2 separate regions of the Homo sapiens genome follow, and region 1 is linked to region 2. A link is a loop called in an ENCODE intact Hi-C map of the cell type or tissue named here. Cell type or tissue: heart left ventricle. All regions are shown on one strand. Each heading gives the region's core, and the rest is flanking DNA. Links, peaks and the distances in the headings are about the cores only.

Region 1 (8,354 bases), core at 3,077-5,576, 120 kb after region 2:
CAAATGAACCGCAGGATTTCGGGTAGATTGGATTGTGGGGTTGCTGTTTGCACTCCAAAGAGTTGCTGTGATTTCCCTGCGTCTGGCTGGCTGGCTGGCTTCTTAGATCATCTCATGTGGCGTCCTTTCAGCGGAGAGTTAACCAAGACGTTTGGCCTGGCTTCCTTGTTTTCCTCCTATCTTTTGCTTAGAGCTGCTTTCGAAAAGAAGTCTTTTCTGGCAGTGGTATCTTTTCTTTGGGTTACAGTGTTGTTCATCCTTTCTTTGCCAAAAGAATGAATCCCAGTGCTTCAGGAAGTTAAAGAAAAGATCTGCTGGTAGTGTTCTGAGCTGATATGCGTTAGTAGCTTTTTGTTTTTAAATTCTATTGGTAAAATTTCACTAGTGAACCAGAAGCTACTTTTTCTATTCTGAAATGCTAGCTTTAAGATTTCTGAGAACTTTGCGTCAAAGAAATCTTGGAAAAGTTACTGAAGTATACAGAAGTTCACAATTTTACATGTGCAGGTGGCCCGGGCGCAGTGATCACACCTGTAATCCCAGCACTTTGGGACGCCAAGGTGGGTAGATCACTTGAGCCCAGGATTTCCAGACCAGCCTGGGCAATGTGGCAAAACCCTTTCTCTACTAAAAATACAGAAGTTAGCTGTGTGTGGTGGCGTGTGCCTGTAGTCCCAGCTACCCGGTAGGCTGAGTTGGGAGGATCACCAGAGCCCGGGAGGTTGAGATTGCAGTGAGCCGTGATCATGGCAGTGCACTCCGACCTGGATGGCAGAGTGAGACCCTGTCTCAAAAAAAAAAAAAAAAAAGTAATGAATTTTTACCAAGTGAACCACCACAGATCAAGAAATTGAACATTACTAGTCTGGGGTATATTTGTAGGGGTGGCATTGTTGGTTTTAGAGGTATATGAATGATAAAACTTTAGTATTACATATTGTTGAACATTTTCCCAAAGTAGTTGTACCATTTAGCAGGGATATGCTGGTTACCCCACATCTTCGCTGATACCTGTCAGTTAAAAATTATTTTGCCATTCTAGTAGGGGTGCAGTAATATATCAGTGTGGTTTCATTGAGATTGAGTATCTTTTATTGCCATTTATATGTCCTCTTTTGTGACGTGCCTGTTAAATCTTTTTATCCAGTTTTCATTGATATGCTTGTTTTCCTGTTGATTTGTAATACTTTATTCTGGATATGCCTCCTTTCTAGGATTTATATGTATTGCATTTCCCTTTTTTCAATCTGTAGCTTGCGTTTTCACTCTTTTATGGTGTTTTTTCATGAAGGGAGATTCTCTTTTTTTTTTTTTCTTTTTGAGACAGGATCTCACTCCATCGCCCAGGCTGGAGTGCAGTGGCACAATCACAGCTCACTGCAACCTTGACCTCACAAGGCTCAGGTGATCCCCCTGCCTCAGCCCCCAAGTAGCTGGGACCTACAGGGGAGTACCACCACACTCAGCTGTTTTCTGTATTTTTAGTAGAGATGGGTTTTGCCACGTTGCATAGGCTGGTCTGGAATTCCTAGGCTCAAGTGATACACCTGCCTCGGCCTCCCAAAGGGTTGGGATTACAGGCATGAGCCACTGCACCCAGCCTGAGATTCTTCATTTTAATGAAATTATACTTTATTAATCTTTTCCTTTATGGTTACTGTTTTTTGTGTCCTGTTTAAGAAATCAATGCCTAACCTAAGAGTATGAACACATTTTTCTGTGTTAACCTTATAACGATTTTATTTTAGTTTTTGCTTTTTTTTTTTTTCAGACAGGGCCTCAGTCTATTATTGCCCAGGCTAGAGTGTGGTGGCAGGATCTCAGCTCACTCAACCTCCATCTCCTGGCTCAAGTGATCCTCCCACCTCAGCCTCCTGAGTAGCTGCGACTATAGGCATGTGCCACCATGCCTGGCTAATTTTCATATTTTTTGTAGAGATGGGGATTCAACATGTTTCCCAGGTTGGTCTCGAACTCCTGGGCTCAAGTAATCTGCCCGCTTCAGCCTCCCAGAGTGCTGGAATTACAGGTGTGAGCCACCCCACCTGGCTATGATTCACTTTTTACTACATGGATGTGTCTGCTTGATCCAGCACCATTTATTGAAAAGACCATCCTTTTCCTTCCGCACCATGTGGCACTTTTTTTCATAAATCGAATGACTGTATGGTCATCTGATTTATGAAATTAGTGTGGGTCTGTTTCTGTTTCTGGACCAACTTGGGTAACATAGTGAGATCCCATCTCTACAACAAATAAAAATAATAAATAAATGAATAAAATTTAAAAAATAAGTGCGTAGAGCAGATGGAGTCATAGGTGATAATTTATAAATGATTGCCAGTTTCTTGGCTACATATGGGTGTTGGTAATTCAGATGTGTTGGGTGTTCAGGCAAAACGTATTAAGTGAATTATATGGTGTTCAGAATGATTGCTAGATGTTCATTGTGACTTGAATTAGATGTTATTTGAGCCTCACAGAGCTACAGTTTTTACTCTTTTATTTATTTGTCTTTTTAAAATTTTTACAATCTTCCTGTCAAGGCAGTAACTCTTTTATACTTAATTGTTCTTAAGTATACTTAATTACCAGAAAAGCTTTATGGATCATACCTAAATAAGTGTTAAGCCATTTAAGGGGCTCACGTGCTGTGATATAAACAATAGTATTCTACATAATAGTTTTAGGACTACATCAAATAATTTTTTTTTTTTTCTTGAGACAGTGTCTCGCTCTGTCGCCCAGGCTGGAGTGCAGTGGTATGATCATGGCTCTCTGCAGCCTTGATCTCTCAGGCTCAAGCACTCCTCCCACCTCAGCCTCCTTAGTAGCTGGGTCTACAGGCATGCACCACTGTGCCCGGCTAATTTTCTCCTTTTTGTAGACAGGGTTTTCCTGTAGTGCCCAGACTGGTTTCAAACTCCTGGGCTGAAATGATCCTCCCACCTTGGCATCCCAAAGTGTTGGGATCACAGGCATGAGCCATCACACCTGGCCATTTTAGTTTTAATAATTTTTATATTTTTCTAATTTAAAAGATGTACTAAAATCTCTTACAGCTATTATTTATGAATATAGTATTCATTGTTGTTATTATGATGATTTTGTATGTGTTTAATCTGATTTTCAATATAAGCTCCTGGCAATTAGAGATTTTGTCTCTTTGATTCACCAGTGTATTCTCAGTACTTGACCTTGCCTGGCATGAAACAGATATTGAATAAATATTTCTTAAATGAATGAATGAATGAACATACTAATACCATATTCAACAACCTCCGAGTATCACAGTTTTCACCATCTAACAAATAAAGTAGCTTGTATAGAGTAGAGTCACAGTCAACCTGCCATAAAAGGACATGTCAATGAAAAATAAACCTTCGTATGTGTAGCTGCTAAGATTTTGGGGCTTTTGTTACCGTAGCATAACCTAGCGAAAGCTCAGAGAGACAGCATATACAATATACGTGTACAGATAGACCAGCTAGACCAGTAGATGAGATTCCAAAGCTACTTTAATAAGCATTAACTAACGACACCCACACTCTCTTAATTCCCTAACAGAAATAATGGAATTCTTGTTCACTAAGATCTGCCTCAAATATTACTTACTTTGTGAAAACTTCCCTGGCTACTCTAGTATTTAGTCAGGACTCTTTATTTTTTTCCCCCCAGGCTGGAGTACAGTGGTGCCATCATAGCTCACTAACCGCTAACTGAAGGCTCAAGGAATCCTCCTGCCTCAGCCTCCCAAGTAGCTGAGACTACAAGTGTGCACCACCATGCTCAGCTTATTTTTCCTTTTTTCTTTTCCCAGACGGGGTCTTACTATGTTGCCCAGGCTGGTCAGGACTGTTGATTACATATGACAGAAACCCAACCACCTCTAGTTCCCACCACCTTTCAATCTGCTCTTCCCTGGGTCTTCCCAGTCTCCGTAAATGGCAGCTCCATCCTTCAAGTTACCGAAGCCCTAAATCTCAACGTTAACCTTGATTTCTCTCTTTTATCTCACAGGCAATCTGAAGGCAAATCCTGTTTAGACCCAGGCGAAGGTTCCCGGTGACCCGGGCTCTCACCAGCCAATTGTCCCTTGCCGTCCTCCTGAGGGTGCCTGGAGCTTAAGCACTGTGTGCTCTTGGCCTCCACACTGGGGATGCCGCTGACTCCCACTGTCCAGGGCTTCCAGTGGATTCTCCGAGGCCCTGATGTAGAAACTTCCCCATTGGGTGCACCAAGAGCAGCCTCACATGGTGTGGGCTGACATCAAGAGCTGCCAGATCCAACAGGTAAAAATCCCGAGGCATTGCCAGCTCAGTGGGGTCAGAGAGTCCTCTTTGTATTATGACTCAGATGTGAAGGGAAGATGTCAAGGTCCCTAAACATTGCAGGGCCTTGCTTGGCATGCAACAGATATTAAATAAATATTTGTTAAATGAATGAACAAATATCCACAGCATGTGCTGCCCATGAGCTGCAGTGCCGTGGTCAGGTAGAAGTGATTTTACTTCAGGAGAGGACAGTGTTCTCTCCAGGACTTTTCCTTACTAGCTAGATCTGCATCCCTCTCCTCACTCTTCCCCTCTCACCCCCCATTCTCTGCCCCCATTTCTCTCTGTTTCCACCCTGCTGTCCCCTTTCACCTGCTTTCTGCTCTTCAGCTTTGGTGGCTCACCCCCTCCCTGTCCACCTGCATCCCCCAGGCTAAGGCTCCTACACTGTCCTGGGTGGGGAGATGTGTCTGGTTTTAGGCAGTGCCCTCTGGATGTGTCCAGGATGGGGAAACATGGCTCAGTTGCCAGTATAATGGGTTAAAAGTGGCCACTTTTGAAGGCCTTTCCCATCTCCCATTCCAGAATCCTGTAGACTTAGAATTTATGGGCCACAGTGGAATTCTTGGTTCCCCAGGACCTTGTGGTGGACGTCTTCTTTCACTGAGCATTCATGGGGTGACTGTGAGGTAGTAGGCCCTGCTCTGGGCTAGAGGCCCCACAATGAGTAAATCTCAGGTCACTACCCCATGGAACCCACTACTGCAGGCATTGAGAGGGGGAGAAAGAAAGGGGCATGGCCTGTTTGTGTTCTTCTCATGTGGTCACCCACAGGTCCTGGGGGAGTAGGAGCCAGTGCAAGGAGAGAAGTCCATTGAGAAAGGCAAATGGATGACATCAGACCCAGGGGCTGAGGTCCCCAACTGCAGCTGGGTAGCTTCTGGAGTGGACAAGGAGCAACAGGGAAGTTCGTGGCCTGGTGTTCTGGGATCCACTGTCTCATCTCATTCTTGTGGGCACCAGAACGTATCCAAAGACAAGACTCAGTGTCTCTGGCAACAGTGAGCCAGAGATAGAATGTGTTTCAGAGGAGGAGGAAGGGGTTGTTGTACCCCATGGAAACAGTATATTGTTTTACAGTAGCGTGTCTTTCTCTAATAACTACTTAGCGTGTTCCTGTTAATGGAAAATATTGGTGGTGTAAGTTTCCCCACTGTTCTCATCTTCATGTAAATTTGTTCATTTCCTTCCTTCCTTCCTTCCTTCCCTACTTCCCTCCAACTCTCTTTCTCTCTCTTTTTATTCTTTCCCTCCTTCCCACCCGCCCTCCATCCCTCCCTTCCTTCCTCCTTCCCTCCTTCCCTCCCTTCTTTCCTTTCTTCCTTTCTTCTTTTCTTCTTCTTTCTCTCTCATGCTCTCTCTTTTTCTTTCCTTTTCATTCTCTCTACTTTTTTGAAGAGATCACACTGTACTGAAACCTACATTATTTTCCAAAATCTCTGGATCTGCTTCTGTCTTGCAGGCAGAGAGCTCATCCAGTAGCCCTTAGCTCTTCCCAGCCCCCTCCTTTGATTTGTGGGTGCCACTGCGGCAGCTGCTGAGTCTCAGTGGTTTCTGGTCTTCACCAAGTTCTGCCCACCCAGATGGTTTTTACCTGTCCTCACCAGAAACCTGCACTGTCTAGATTGCTGAGGCTGCTTCTCCTTAACCGATCTGCTATCTGTATTCCAGGGGCACCCCAGGGTTAGAGGTAAATGGCACAGGCCTTGAAATCTCCAACTGCTCTGACTCCAGGTTGGTGCACTTCAATGCCAAGTACTAACCACACAATTACAGGATGCCACCAAAACCTTGATATGGGGCTGCTGCATCCTAATTAAAAAAACAGTTAATAGACATTATTTTTTAGAACAGTTCTAGGTTTACAGAAAACTTGAGTGGATAATACAGAGAGTTCTCCTAGGCTCCCCTGTCCTCCAGCACACAATTTTCCCTACTAGTATGTTGTATTAGTGTGGTCCATTCATTACAATTGATGAACCACTGTTGATACGTCATTATCAACTAAAGTCCATAGTTTACATTAGAGGTCATTCTTTGAGTTTCACAGATTATGGGTTTTGGCAATTACATAATGTCCTAAATCCCCAATACAGCATCATGCGAAAGAGTTTCACTGCTGAAAATTCCCTGTGCTTCACCATTTCACGCGTCCTCCTCTCCTCCACCCCTGACAACCACTCACCATTTTACTACTTCTATCTTTTTGACTTTCCAAGAATGTCCTAGAGTTGGAGTGGTACAGTATGTGGGTTTCCAGACTGGCTTCTTTCTAGCATTATGTACTTTAAGTTCCTTCATGTCTTTTCATGGCTTGATAACTTGTTTTTTAAAATCAGTGAATCAGATTTCCTTGTATGGCTACAACAGTTTGTTTATTCTTTCGCTTGGTGAAAGACATCTTGGGCACTTCCAAGTTTTGGCGATGATGAATAAAATTGCTGTAAGTACTTCTGTGCAGGATTTTGAGTGAACTTAAGTTTTCCAAAGTGACTGTACCCTTTTGATTTCCACTAGCGATGGAAAGTTCTGGTTGCTCCTCATCTTTGACAGCATTTGGTGTGTTCACCTTTTTGAATTTTAGCCATTCTAAACAGCTTATCTGCCCCTACTGTGGAATGATGTGACAGACATAGAATAACACTTACAGTGATTCTAGTTCAAAATGAGGCAACATGGAAGGGATAAAGAAGTCACTGACCCAAAATAGTTTGGAAATGGAGCTGGGCAAAATCCAGCAGAAGTTTCTTAATTAGGATCGACAGCCTGGGACCGGCCCGCCGTCCTGTGGGTCTTTGCCTCTGGGCTGTCTGCTGTGCATTTCTTGGAACCATTATTATTTATCTTTTTTTCTCACACTTTTTTGGGTATGGCTTCTATCGCACTCCAAATGTTTTTGAGATTCATCCATGTTGTTCTGTGTGTCACCAGTTTGTTCCTTTAGCCATTCCATGGAATGAGTGTATCACAGTTTATTGATCCATTCTTGTATTGACAGATACTTGAATGTTTCCAGTTTTTTGTATTATGAATAAAACTGCTATGAACATTCTTGTATAAGTCATTTTCTGGACATAGGTTTTAGTTTCTCTTGGATAAATGCTTAGGAATTACTGAGTCATAGAATAGGTAGTTGTTTGTTTCTGTAAGAATATGCCAGATATTTTTTCCCAAAGTGCATATGCTGTTGTACCTTCCAACCATTAGTGTACGAAGGTGAGAAAGCTTTTGCTCCTTCCAAAGAGGCCTCTCTATATACATGTAATTTTTTCTAACTGGAGATAGGCTGGTGACTTCAGGGACATGAGCATGGGATACAGGACACCTGTCATGACCACCACCATGAAATTGGGATTCAGGAAGGAGGCTAGTCATATAAGGAATCCTGTGACCAGCATGAGCTTCTATCAGGCCACACAGGGCACTCAAGTGAACAGGGCATATGGGGTCCTGGGGTCATGGTGAGAAAGGGTCTCATTGGTAAAACCTTTTCCCTTGGGGAGGTAAATAAATTCTTGGTTCCTTCTTGGTAGCCCTTGAAGATAAGGATGGTCAAACAAAATAATATTATATCTGCAGAAAGTCAGATCTTGGTAAGATTTACTAGTTGGGAATCCAATGTTAATGCCAAGAAGCAGCTGCCAGTTGGGATCAAATGTGAGCCTATGGATCAAGGTGCGTACTCAAACACAGAGAGCTTTTTGAAAGATGCTACCAGCAGTTTTTCCAGGGCAGAGATGGGTCCTTTATTTTTCTCTCTAATCTAGCCCATATGCTTAGCTGAGAAGGTTTCTTCATATCACTTTAAATGATGATGTCCTTGTACAACAATTTTCGAAACATTCTTTAGATAAGAATTTTATGGGCATCCTTTATTGCATTAGGCTCAAATTTCATGCATCTTAAGGTTTTATTGCAAAGTGTTGCCTTGTTTCCTTTTTAAGATGATACAATTTGTAACACGCAAGTTTGCTGTCTGTCCCCTCCCTTTATGTACATATAAAATGAGCAAACATGTGG
Region 2 (8,354 bases), core at 2,101-4,600:
CTGGGAGGTCTCTTTGTCCCATTGACATCTCTGCCTTCTTTCGCTGCTTTTTTTTTTTTTTTTTGACGCAGTCTCGCTCTGTCGCCCAGGTGGAGTGCAGTAGCGCAATCTTGGCTCACTGCAACCTCTGCCTCCTGGGTTCAAGCGATTCTCCTGCCTCAGCCTCCCAAGTAGCCGGAATAGCAGGTGCATGCCACCACATTCGGCTAATTTTTGTATTTTTAGTAGAGACGGGATTTTTCCATGTTAGCCAGGCTGGTCTTGAACTCTTGACCTCAAGCGATCCATCCGCCTCGGCCTCACACAGTGCTGGGATTACAGGCATGAGCCAACGTGCCCGGCCAAATTTCAGGCCAACACCTGTTGACAGACATTGCCAGACACACGGAATCCCTCGCAGAACACCGATGGGCCCACAAAGCACGCGGAGGCCGCGGCCGCTGACGATGTGAGCAAATTCGGTTCACGGTGTCTGGGGTACAGCCCTGAGGGTCCACTGGCCACCTCTGCGCAAGGACCAGTCCCCGCCGCTCCCCTCATCTCCACGCAGATTCTTCCCCACACACCTTCCCTTTCTTTGGGCCGCTGAAGCCTCTTGGACCTCTGACGTGACTGTCCTGCCCGCAGCTTCTCTCCTTCCAAGAGCGTCATTTCTTGATCCTCTCTACAGTGGCTCAGCAGTAAGCCCAAGGTCCAGCACGCGAATCAGGAACCTGATGATTCTTCGGGTTTGCAGGGATCCGCCCCGTGAATAGATGAAAGTAACAGGTACCAATATCAAAACTGCAGTGACTCACCGGAAAGACTTCGTGCTTGCCACTTTGCTAAGCTGTTTGAGTCCAACAATTGCATGGGTCCTGGGTTAGTGTCCTGAATGTCTCTTGCCGCTACTCTCGTGAGTAATGTTGTCACTTTACCTTGTGGTGGCCAAGCCCCTAAATGCACTATTAGGTTATGCAGTATAATTTTGCAGCGTAAAAGACGGGTAAAAGGCCATAATGAAATGAAGAAGTACCTGCTGCATTGGCCGGGAATTGAACCCGGGTCTCCCACGTGGGAGGCGAGAATTCTACCACTGCACCACCAAGGCCTCTACACACCCACGGCCTGGGGGATAAGAGAAAAGAGTATCCAAAAAGACTTAGAACCTTCCAACCGCCTTTTTCAAGTGTCGACTAAAAGCTAACAAACATATCCAAACCAAATGTTTTTATAGGAAACTTTTACTAGACAAAGTTATAAATATCAAAATAGCTCATTTGGTGGATCAAACTCTTAAGTCTGAAAAAGGTCTTTCTACCTGCATTATAAACCCCTATAATAAAACATCAGAAATTCATTCATGTTTCTTTTTTCTAATCTTAAATCTTCCATTGTCAATCTCAAACTGCTGCCTTAGAGGTTCTGAGAAGGTAACCTAACTGGTAGTTTAGGTAAATAAAGTTCAAATCCAGGGAGGAAACAAGAAGCAGAAGCAGAATTAGAAGAAAGACGAAATAAAAGGACAGAATCAATGTACAGATAATGAAGAAACAAAGGTTGGTCCACTAAGTTAGTCTTTTGTCGCTGGTTTTTTTGGCAAAAGAGTAATGATCGGTCTCGTAATCATTATAATACTATTATTTGTCTGCTTGAAGATGTATAAAGCATTTGAAGGAAATGTGGTGTGAAAAGATTAAGAACCCTTGCCGTCAATGTTTCCTTGTTTGGGAGAATCCCATTTCCTAAGTTAATATGCTTTGATGTATTAGCTATGAAAGGAGTAGACTAGTTTAAGGAAATATTGACGGTCAAAATATTAACATATTAGTCTTTTGATGAAGTTCAAATAGTAGAGAGATTTCTTTCCTCAATTTTCAACGGAGACATTCAACTGAAGAGACAAATCCAGAGTTTTCCCCACATGTTGGGTCTGGGAGTCATTATGACTTTTTCAAAGACAGGAGCTGTGACATGGAATCATGCTTCTTCTCTAGCTGAGAAGCCAAGCTAGGTCCAGGCTGCGTCATAAACTTGAGCCCACCAAGGAAATCACCCTTCACATTGACCTCGCAGAGCTTTGGCTGTTCTCTGTTCTTTGCCCAACACCCAAGACACACACCAGCTCTGGCCAACAAACCTTAACATATGATCTATATCCACCAGAGCTATATTTATTCCCAAATCTCCTTCTAAAATACAAACCTGTACTTTCTACTCTCAACTTCTAAATTTACAAAGGCCTCATATGCATCTCAGAGTCATAGATGCTAAAACTTAACCGGTTTTCTGAGGATTATTTGGGGAAGGGGTATGCATTCAAAATCTTTTGTATGTAGATAATTCGTGTGGTTTCAGATTATTGACTCTACAAGTTCCAGATGCAGATTTAGAATCTTTTAAAAAAATATTTTGTTTTTGTCTCGCAAATCAGCCAGATCTGCAACTTATCAGAGTAAAGCGAAGCCCAGCGGGACACTTAGGAAATGCATTAAGATGTCATCCACTTTCAGTGTCAGCCTATGAAAATTCAGGCGACAGAAGAGAATGAAGAGAATCTTAAGGAATTTCTGGAACCAAAGCTAACATTAAGCAGGCCTCTTGCTGGCAGACCAGTGGAAACTGTAGCCTGGTCAACAATCTGTCTAGATTGAGGAGGTCTAAAGTGTAGCCACAGGTTCAACTACTTTTCTGTTTGTTTCCCAACCTCGATTAAACTCACTAAATTTAGGGACAAAAAGAAAAACCAAAAAACCATGTTTCCCTCCAGTCTCGAGCCAAGGGTCTTTCACATGTGAGGCAAACATGATAACCACTATACTACAGAAACTGCACATACACTGGAAAAGGCAAAACATAATCATGAAAATCTGAGGTCAGCCATTTCTATTATCGTTTCCAAAGTAAGAAATTCAACTGCATTTTGAAATTCGACTGAAAAAAGCCCAATAAGCACCAGCCATCAAGAAGACTATGGCTCCCAGTAGGCCCAGGCTTAGCGTTCCGCACCTACCCCCAACACGAAGACCACGGGGACCCACACCCGGGCTTCGGGATCCCGCATCCTCCCCCGGGTATCCAGTTCCAGAACTAAGCGCCGTGTGCGGGATCCTTCCGGCTGACACTCTTGGCTCCCAGAAGCTCCAGAAGCTGCAGAAGCCGGCGGGCTTTGAGCTTCCGAGCCCCGGGCGCCCCGTGCCTCGCAGGAGTGTGGACGCCGCCCTTCCAGGGATGCGGACCCCGCCTCGGGGCCTTTTCCCCGGCGCCAGCTGTCAGAGCTCTTGGCTCTTCGCGTCCTCCCAGGAACCGTAGGACCCTCCTTGCCCTCCCTTCCGCAGGCCGAGGGGCGCGAGCTGCGGGCTCTTTCCTCACGGACCCTTTGGCCTCAGCGCCTCGACGTCTTTCTCCCAAAGGGCATCCTTCACTGCTGCTGTCTCTTAGTCTGCCCCACTCAATTTAAGTAATAGTTAATCACACTTCCAGATTTCAGCAGGTACCGTAGCAAAGGCTGTGTCTCAGGGCACTTGGCTGTTTGAAAATATGGGCACATCAACTCAGGCCAAGCCACCGAGTACAAAACCCTGGAAGACCCGGGGGCAGCCCACTTAGATTTCACGATCGCTCCTCTCTCCCTCGTCGGTCTTCTGATTCTTCCTGAAGGGCAGTTTCATTTTACCCTTTACAAAACTGAAACGTCTTATATGTGCTTTTTGTAATTTTTCTGTTCAATAAGGTTTTGGAGTGCGGATTTTAACCTAAGAGGGACAAAGAGATAAAGGCGGTTTTCACAGAAAGCGTCTCGATGGATTTTCACGTTCACCTGGCAGCAGATGGCCAACAGGCAGAAAGAGTCTCTTTTTGCTTGAAGACATTAAAATCAATCTCTCTCCCCCCCCCTTCCCCCCTCTCTCTCTCTATGCCAAAAATTAGCTTCTTGGGAGGCCGAGGCAGGAGAATCGCTTGAACCCGGGAGGCAGAGGTCGCAGTGAGCCGAGATCGTGCCACTGCACTCCAGCCTGGACGACAGAGCAAGAGTGTCTCAAAAGTTTGGAGAAGAAGGTGCCATTTTCCCTAGTTGCTTTTCTTATTGCAGTGGTGACCGCATTGCCTTCAAACCTGAAGTCCGAGTGCTTCCACCCTGGGGAATATGCAGACCGCTGGGTCACTGGACGCCAGGCCGCGGTGCTGGCCTAGTTCTGCTTTTGGCTTTCAATGCAGTCGGCGGAGGCGACTGGACCTCACCAGAGACTGGTGGGATGTTACCCTCACCAGCGACTGGAGGGCCGAGCTCCCAAAGAGGCCTACTTCATGATAGCCTTGAATCAGGAAATTTCATGAAATCCCACCCCTCTACTGCCCCATTCCCATATTCTATCTCCTCCCCATATTCTATCATCTCCTCCCCTGCCCACTCTGAGAGGATTCGCCGCCTTTCTGTCGCGTCTGGACCCTTTGGAGTCCCACATGGACAAGACAAAATGGGCACTGCCTTTTCCTACAGGAGCGGGAGGAGCCCTCACGGCGGAGGAAACACAGGCTCACAGAGCGCATCCCCACACACCTGAGCCCTGCCGGGTTCCAGAAAACCCAACAAAGCACTCTCTGAAGCTTCTCTTGGATATGTACCCAGAAATAGGGTTCCTGGATCATAGGGTAGATTCTATTTTTAGTTTTTTGAGGAAACTCCATACTGTTTTCCACACCAGCTGTACTAATTTACATACCTATTCACAATGTGTGTGTTCCCTTTTCTCTGCATTATGTCTAACACATCATTCACCTTTTTGACAAATGCCACTCTAACAGGTGTGAGATGATATTCATTATGGTTTTAATTTGCATTTCCCTAATGATTAATGATGCTGAGCATTTGAGAAAAGCTAATTTTTAATGCCTTAATGTTGAGAACTGACAACATTGTTGTGAAAGATAGGAAGCAATAAGGTAAAAACAAAACAATGTCATTCAAACAGGATATCAGATTTGCACATAGGCCTTTGTGGGGCAAATGGGAACCCAGCGCACAAAAAGTTGAATTATATGGAAGCAATATCACAAATGAGTTAGGAAATGTGAAAAAAATAACCAATAAGAGAGATATAATTAAAAATAGACCTAATGGATTCACACTATCACTACAAATACTGGAAGCCCTGGGGTTTCATTTGGGGGAAAGAAATATTTGCTTTCATACACGATCAAAACTAATGAAAAAGCTAGATCCTGAGTTACTTTTCAGGCCTTTACGTTTAAAACTTAAAGTTAGCCAAAGAAAGTCCACTTTGAGATGGAAATATGAAAACCCGAATTAGCCTGGGGAAAAATCAAACCCCTAGGCACTGTTTGATTTTCTCACTTTAAAGTGGGAAATTAGATCAGATGTACCTTAAGGTTTTTCTGGTGTTAACACTCATGGTTCATCATTTTTTTCTTTTTAAAGAAAATAGGTATATTGAAACCAATAGAACAAGATAATATATATTCAGAAGGCACTTTAATCATGGGTAAACTTCATGAAAGTTAGACATTATTTTTAAGCAGAAGGAACCCTTAAGGCCTAGAAAAGAATAATGCTGTGCCCACACTCAAGACTAATGGCAAAGTGTGTTTTAGTTAAGTTACTTGGAAAGAGTTTATATAGAATGACAACATCACATAGTTTAAATGAGGGGTGGGATCATAAGCTTTCAGAAGTAGCTTTATTGGGTCCCCCTTCCCTTATTTTGTCACAAATGCTGGGGGGGCACATATGGAGATGGCCACCAGCCTGATTAAGCCTGCCAACAGAGTCTTAGAGACAGACATTCCCAAGAGCCTGTCAAATCTCAGGTTCACAAAGCCCAAGGAAGATTGGGTGCCTGGGAATTGAGCGGCTTTGTCTAAGGATCTTTCTTCTTTGACCTGGGTGCACATGTCTTCACAACCTCAACTGCTATGCTACTGAACGCCGTTGCACATGTATACTGTGAATCGACCCTACCACAAACCTGTGACCTAGATTTGAACATACTTTGTTACGGGGAACAGCAAAAAGTCAGTGGCTTTGCAGCAACCCCGACAGCTCTGTCAATCGTTGATCCATATAAGCTGTTCAGGGCCCTGCTCTGCTTAATGTATTGGTGACCTGAAGACCTGAATGGAGATCTAAAGCATATAATTAATTCTACAAATCATCCCCAATCAGGGGGCCACTACATGATTTGTGGAAATGCACATCGAATATTTGGATGACTTGGATAATGGGGGAATGATTCAGTATAGCCAGAATGAATTTATAAGTGACAATTACAAGTCACAATATTTATAGAGATAAAAGAAAACAGCATGACCCAGCAACAGCTGTGGGGGAGGGGTGGAAAATTCAGAGGTCGAAATTGACCCTAAGTTAAGTAAAAGCTCCAAATGCTGCCACCGAGAAGGAAAAGAAGCCAATGTGACATTGGGACGTAGTAAGATTCATATTGGACAGACAGGCAGGAACTCCTTGTACTGAAGTAATTAGTCATATGATAAGTGGATTATCATAACTCAGATTTTGATTTGCACCCTTTTAAGAGCACAGGAAAAGACCAAAGATAAGCCCAAAATGAACAATAACAAAGTCTAAAAGTGAACAAGTTCCCATTTGAGGAAAAGCGATAAGATCTGCTTTAATTAAAACATTGATGAATAACTTCAAGAGTGTCCTCGAGAAATAGAAAGGTGCTGGGCAATTGTTCCTGCCTCTGTTTCTTCCACATGCTGAGATTTGTAGAGAGAGTTTGTCCGGCAGCATCGGCACAAGGATAATAACCAAAAAGTGAGGTTGGCTGCTCGGCAGGGTGGCTTCACCTCCACCTCTCAGTAGCTGCAGAGTGTGATTCTTCTACTGCCAATGAAATAGTTGGTGTTGGCAGGGCACGGTGGCTCACGCCTGTGATCTCAGCACTTTGGGAGGCTGAGGTGGGCAGATCATGAGGTCAGGAGATCGAGACCATCCTGGCTAACATGGTGAAACCCCGTCTCTACTAAAAATACAAAAATAAAAAAATTATCCAGGCGCGGTGGCAGGTGCCTGTAGTCCCAGCCACTCGGGAGGCTGAGGCAGGAGAAAGGCGTGAACCCAGGAGGTGGAGCTTGCAGTGAGCCGAGATCGCACCACTTCACTCCAGCCTGGGCGACAGAGCGAGACTCCATCTCAAAAAAAATAAATAAATAAAATAAAATAAAATAAGAAAAAGGAAATAGTTGGTGTTGTCTTCCCTGCGTAGCTCCACCTTATTCTAATTCTGTGACTGGGTCTGCTGACTTTCCCCAGTGCCCTGAGTCCTCCCTCTCAGCTGCCCTTGAGGGAGTCGGAGTTACAGGCAGGGCCTCAGGCTTTGCGCCCAGATATCTTAAGCCATCATCTCCCGCCATCCAGGACTCAGGTGTTGCAGAGCTGATGGAGCTTCCTGACTTGTGACAAAACTCGCAGGACCCTGTCTCCTCAGGAAGAGAAGAATCACCACATTCACACCCTCCAGCCCTGTTTCAACCTTGTTTGTTTGCATTTGTTTTTAATTTCTTATGTGCTTTTCTCCCTCACCATCTCTGGATTCTCTTCGCCTCTATGGGGAAATTCCTCCTGCTCATTTGGTGTGTCCTTCCTACCCAAACCAGTCCCCAGGGCCCTTATTGCCTGACTAAGGCACTGAGGTTGGGTTGCTGGAGGCGCACCAAGGTGGAGGTCTCTGTTCCCACGTGACACCTAGGAAGGGTGGAGAGAGAGGGGGCAAGTGTTGGATGCAGGGGCTGCCCCCCAATCCTGATGCTAGCTTGGTACAGCCCCACAGCCACCCTTCCTGGCCCTGCTCAGCCCAGTAACCCTGTGTCACTCCTTCAGGCATTCCCTGAGCCCCTGGGAGTCAGGGCTGTGGCCCTGGGCCTGGAGCCAGTCTCCTGCCATGACAACCAGGTGCCTGTCGTGTAGGCAGCTCGCAGTCAGGACCTGCAGCCTCTGAAAACCCTGCACGGTGCTGCCTATTGGCTACGTACGGTTCAGAGAGGGCCAATTAGTTGCCCAAGGACAGAAGCAGGATTCAAACCCAGGATCCGCTTGACCCAAAAAAACCACTGCTGAGTGAGGCCTGGCCAATTCTTCCAGGGAAGACAGAGAGCACAGAGCTACCTTCCAGGCCTGTGGGAGTCTGGGAGCGGCCCAAGCCAGGGGCGGGGCAGCAACAGGCTTTAGGACTTGAACCCGCTCTCCTCCCACAGGACAAAGACAATTCTGGTCCCACAGTCTTGCATCTGACTGCCCGCTTTGGCCACCCCAAGGTGGTGAACTGGCTCTTGCATCATGGCGGTGGGGATCCCACCGCGGCCACAGACATGGGCGCCCTGCCTATCCACTA

What was found. Hi-C counts contacts between places; a loop is a spot of excess contacts. Peaks named below come from ENCODE experiments on the same cell type or tissue, not always from the same donor. Only the 100,000 strongest peaks of a DNase experiment are listed, where the experiment ranks them.
Region 1: a loop joins it to region 2, with 2.3 times the contacts of the local background. A loop is called at or near these places in 2 of 110 quality-filtered maps.

Annotation. Positions count from the first base shown.
Region 1 is chr1:16,604,446-16,612,799 of GRCh38, reverse strand. NBPF1 (NBPF member 1) reads left to right here. Exons shown (of 18, transcript NM_001405701.2): 2 at 4,021-4,292. Among named protein-coding and RNA genes, the nearest start is that of NBPF1, 4.9 kb to the left of the region's middle. RefSeq lists enhancers at 4,529-5,028, 5,029-5,530. In heart left ventricle, for the core only: no CTCF peak of the experiment used is centred there; DNase peaks (open chromatin) are centred at 4,159 and 5,169.
Region 2 is chr1:16,720,021-16,728,374 of GRCh38, reverse strand. TRG-CCC5-1 (tRNA-Gly (CCC) 5-1) reads right to left here and starts at 1,090; the gene lies at 1,020-1,090. It also overlaps the pseudogene ESPNP and the pseudogene TRV-CAC13-1. RefSeq lists enhancers at 1-477, 478-1,089. In heart left ventricle, for the core only: no CTCF peak of the experiment used is centred there; DNase peaks (open chromatin) are centred at 3,164, 4,194 and 4,504; H3K27me3 peaks cover 1,518 bases.